Linked DNA regions of Homo sapiens: region 1 is linked to region 2. The links are chromatin loops, found by intact Hi-C in ENCODE. Cell type or tissue: psoas muscle. All regions are shown on one strand.

Evidence for each region. Peaks named below come from ENCODE experiments on the same cell type or tissue, not always from the same donor. Only the 100,000 strongest peaks of a DNase experiment are listed, where the experiment ranks them.
Region 1: it touches region 2 in a loop (5-fold over the local background); 99 of 110 quality-filtered maps call a loop at or near these places.

Annotation. Positions count from the first base shown.
Region 1 is chr21:33,444,331-33,446,830 of GRCh38, reverse strand. It overlaps a transcript of TMEM50B not described here. Among named protein-coding and RNA genes, the nearest start is that of TMEM50B, 34 kb to the left of the region's middle. In psoas muscle, a CTCF peak has its summit at 1,349 (motif pointing right); a DNase peak (open chromatin) is centred at 1,290.
Region 2 is chr21:33,198,537-33,201,036 of GRCh38, reverse strand. No RefSeq gene overlaps it. Among named protein-coding and RNA genes, the nearest start is that of LINC01548, 30 kb to the right of the region's middle. In psoas muscle, a CTCF peak has its summit at 1,085 (motif pointing left); DNase peaks (open chromatin) are centred at 1,086 and 2,106; H3K27ac peaks cover 1,200 bases.

The DNA.
Region 1 (2,500 bases), 250 kb before region 2:
TGCTATGTTGCCCAGGCTGGTCTTGAATTCCTGAGCTCAAGTGATCCTCCTGCCTCAGCCTCCTGAGTAGCTGGGACTAGAGGTGCAAATCACCACACTAGGCTCCAAAACACCTTTTTAAAATTCTGTAAAGTTCTTTTCTTTCTTAGAGGTTTTTTTTTTTTTTTTTTTTTTTGTGTGTGTGTGTGTGTGTGTATTGTATGTCTTTAGGAGGAGGGTGTCAATTATATGGTGTTTTCTATTACTGAGACTTGGAAATTTATCTCCTGGAACATGTTGAAAAATGTAATTTGGGGCCAGGCACAGCGGCTCTCGCCTGTACTCCCAGTACTTTGGGAGTCCGAGGCGGGCAGATTACTTGAGGTCAGGAGTTCGAGATCAGCCTGGCCAACATAGTGAAACCCATCTCTACTAAAAATACAAAAAATTAGCCAAGTATGGTGGTACATGCCTGTAATCCCAGCTACTTGGGATGCTGAGGCAGGAGAATTGCTTGAGCCCAGGAGGCAGAGGCTGCAGTGAGCTCAGATCAAGCCACTGTACTCCAGTGTGGGCAACAGAGCAAGACTGTCTCAAAAAAAAATAAAAAATAAAAAATAAAAAAAATAAAAGAAAAATGTAATTTGGGGAAAGTGCTGCTATGGTGGCTTTAGAATAGATAGAACACAGGGAATTAACAAAAGGAGAGGAAAATGTTTAGGTGTGGGCATGGCTGGCTTTGGGAAAAGCCTGTGGCCAGCCTGATTATGGGGAATAAAAATGGTGGCAGGAGGGCACAGTAGGAAGAATTCTTCCAATTGCGTTGTTACTAGACAGTTGTGGTTTGGGCGCTGGGATTCTCGGAGGCCTATGGATTTAAGTTTAGGTTGGTTTACTTCTCCCTTATTCCCTTATTCTGGCACTGCCATTTATTAGCTATTTGACTGCAAGACTGTTTCCCTGTCTGTAAGTATGTTTGAGAATTAATCTGAGGAAATGCTTAACAAAGTTCCTGGAAATAATAAGTGATTCACACAAGTAGGCTTTTTTTTTCCTTTTTTTTTTGAGACAGAGTCTCACTCTGTCATCCAGGCTGGAGTGCAGTGGCTCACTGCAGCCTCAGCCTCCTGGGTTCAAGCCATTCTCGTGCCTTGGCCTCCCAAGTAACTGGGATTGTAGGCACATGCCACCACGCCTGGCTAATTGTTTTTGTATTTTTAGTAGAGATGGGGTTTTGCCATGTTGGCCAGGCTGGTCTCGAACTTCTAACCTCAAGCGATCCGCCAGCCTTGGCCTCCCAAAGTGCAGGGAATTACAGGCGCCGTGCCCGGCATTTCTTATGATGACTTTTGAAGGGATGTTTCCTTTCTCATCTGATGACTTTTTAGCTTTTTGCCACAAGGTGGCATGCCATGCTAAGAAAAACAAGACTTCCAAGTTTAGAGCCTGCCAGAGCATTTTTTTGTAGCACTTTTATCACAGCTTAAGTAATTTTACTTAGGGTTTTGGATAGCAGTAAATGCCTCTTCAATTCTTTCAGCTGTGGCAGATAGGATATTTTAAATTTCTTTGAGTAAGTATGGCAGGACAGGCTGCCTAGACCCTCATGGATTATGCCAGTGTAGAGAGTGCTGGGTCTTTGATTTGGGGAGCATGTTGACCTCTTCCCCACCCCAGAGGTCTAGACATAAAACCAGAGAGCTCTCCAAAAAGGATGTAAATTGTGCTCTTTTCCAGCAGCAGTTTCTGGTTTTTTTTTTTTTTTTTTGAGACTGGGTCTCACTCTGTCACCCTCCACCTCCCAGGCTCAAGCGATCCTCCCACCTCAGCCTTCCAAGTAGCTCAGGTGCATGCCACTACATCCTGGCTAATTGTTAATGTTTTGTAGAGATGGGGTTTCACCATGTTACCCAGGCTGGTCTCGAACTCCTGGGCTCAAAGGATCTGCCTACCTCAGCCTCCTAAAGTGCTGGGATTACAGGTATGAACCACTGCACCCAGCCAGCAGTTTCTTTTGTTTCTTTTTCTTTCTTTTTTTTTTTTTTTTTGTAAAGAGATGGAGTCTCACTATTTTACCCAGGCTGGAGTACAGTGGCTTTCACAGGCATGAACATTGCACACTTCGACCTGGAACTCTTGAGCTCAAGTGACCCTCCAGCCTCAGCCTCCCGAGTAGCTGGGACTATAGTACAGGTCTGTGCTCCAACAGTTTCTACTCCTGGTGCCAAAAACATTATTCAGTGTGATCAGTGTACTTCCCTCCCACCATGGAAGTTGTGAGTTTAGAAATTAACCTTTTTTTTTTTTGAGACAGGGTCTGGCTCTGTCACCCAGGCTGGAGTGCAGTGGTGTGAGCTCGGCTCACTGCAACCTCTGCCTCCTAGGCTCAAGAGATCCTCTCTCCTCAGTCTCCTGAGTAGCTTGGACTACAGACGCACGCCACCATGCCTGGCTAATTGTATTTTTTGTAGAGACACGGTTTCACCATGTTGCCCAGATTGGTCTGGAGCTCCTGAGCTCA
Region 2 (2,500 bases):
ATGATAAGGGTAACCGCCATCATCCCAGCTCCAAGGCTGTAAGTAAGGGATGTATGGGACAAGAATCTGTTTGCCTGGGGAGGCTGAGGATGCGCCACTGTAGTCAGAATGCTATTGTCTAACCGTGGGGTTGATGAAGCACATCTGGTCCAGTGAGTTGTTCTCTGTGCAAATCCAGGCTAGCCAATCAGCAGAACTGCCAGGCCTTGGGTGTGTAAAGTTGGGACAGGAGAGGGGGGAATCAGAGGGAGGAGAGTCTATAAGACTGGTTTCAAAGATGTCTGGAATGGCTCCACTATCTTGTCCTTAACATTTGCCATTCTCCATTTGGTGGCCTCTGCAGATGGCTGCCAGCCACCCTGCATGTGTCTATCTTCAAGACTTCCTTCTATATCTAGATATGTGAACTTGCAGGATCTGCTGAAGGCAGGGACTCAGGTCTGAATTTCTTCCCATCTGAGCACACCATGGATGTGTGCCAATGTGGTGGTAGGACAAAGACTTTAAACCATTGACTTATTATGGGAGTCAACACAATGGGCAATCTAACCTATAGAAAACAACAGAAAAACATTTTGAAATGTATACATGTTTGAAAGGCTACTATATATAGAAGTCTTATCCCTCAGTGCCTCTGGGGGATAGGATTCATATATATATATATATTGAAGCCCAAATATCTATATGTTGAAGTCCTATCCCCCAGTACCTCTCAGAATGTGGCTGCATTTGGAGAAAGGGCCTTTAGGAAGGTAATTAAGGTAAAACGAGGTCATGGGGAGAGGGGGCTTTAATCTGATATAACTGATGTCCTAATAGGAAGAGGAGATTAGGACACAGACACAGAGGGGTGACCATGTGAAGACTCAGAAATCCGCCATCTATGAGCCAAGAAGAGAGATCTCAGAAGGAACCAATTCTGCTGACACCTTGATTTCAGACTTCCAGTCTCCAGAACTGTGAGAAAATACATTTCTGTTGTTGACGTCACCCCTCTATGGCAGCTCTAGTGGAATAATACTAATAACAGTTGCTGTCTTAGCAGGGCCTATAGCTCCTTTCATGTTAGGAAACGGCTCCCTCTGCTGGGTCTTTGTGTTAAAAGCCAAATGATGCCCTGAAAACAATGACTCATGTTTGGACGGTGCAGAACAAAGTGCTTAGATTCTTCTTTTACAGAATCTATATAGAATAAAGAATGTAGAATCTTTGTAGAGTTCTTTGTAGAATCGATCGCCTGTAATCAGGGTTGATATTGACAATATTTAGCAACTGTTGCGGCTCTCTACTGTGTCTGCCATTAACCCTGTGGATGCTGGACTGTGAGGCTGGGCTGGGGATGGTCCTGGGGTGGGACTCAGTGGACAGGGTAGTGTGGGGAGGATTGAGATGGGGACATTCAGGGAAGTGACTGTGTACCAACCAGTGCAGAAGGATCAACCAGGCTGGAAGATACAGTCTCAAGGCTGAAGATCCGTGTGTCATCATAAAAAAATAGTTTCCTAATATCTGTTCTATAAAACTATCTTTTTATAAAACATCTTCAACTTAGTCTATTGCTCCTGGAAAGAGCCCACAAACAAATATGCTCTTATAAGCAAAAAATCTCTTCCTGGTATGGTTCACGGCTCTCCAAGACATATTCCTTGTCAGTCGGATTCATGCTATTATCCTCACTCTCCTCCTGGCAGTCAGGTTGTGTTGCTGAAACTATAAACACCGCAAGTCTGGAGATAAGATTTGGTGAATTGCAGTTAGAATGTTGAATTTTCTATCACTTTCCGCCTTGTGTTATTGCTACAAAACCAAACCTATCTATCACGCAGCAAGCGCTAACCACAGCAGCCTCTGTGTTTCTACCCTAGTTTTTGATTCTCTATTGTCCTAGTCTCTTGCAGACTAGAAATTGTAAGAGGAGGCATGGTTAATTGAGGGTGGGGTAGAAAGAAGGAAAAGAGGAGGCTAGCAGGGTAGAAACATAGATGATATTGACACATTGAGAAGAGATTGCTAATCTACCATCGTCATTGCTGGGACTCGAGAAGGGCCTTACTGGGATCCAGCCAGGATTAGCTCAGCCACTGCTGCTGTGGTTAGGGTTTGCTACACGATACTCTTTTGAACACATGCCATGGGGACAGTTCTGCACTTCTGCTCCCGTCTGTGGTGTGACAAGGCCGGCTCTGTTCCCTTTTTCCTTCTCAGTCTTAGCTTTTGAGACGCCATGAAACTGACAGTACTGGTTCTGATTATGTGCAAAAACTGGATTCCAACTGCCAAGCATTTCTTTCTCAACTTCTGATTAGCTGCAACTTAGTAGTCATTCAACCTTGAATAAAACAATTTCACCTGAATATAAAAACACGTTTAAAATTAAGAAATTGCTTGCTTACACAATATATTATTCTTTCTTTTTCTGGCATCTTCCTTGCGGTTTAGATGTCATATCGTAACTTCTCCTTCCCCAAAGGGTCAATCCAACTCTAGTGTCTTGTTCCAT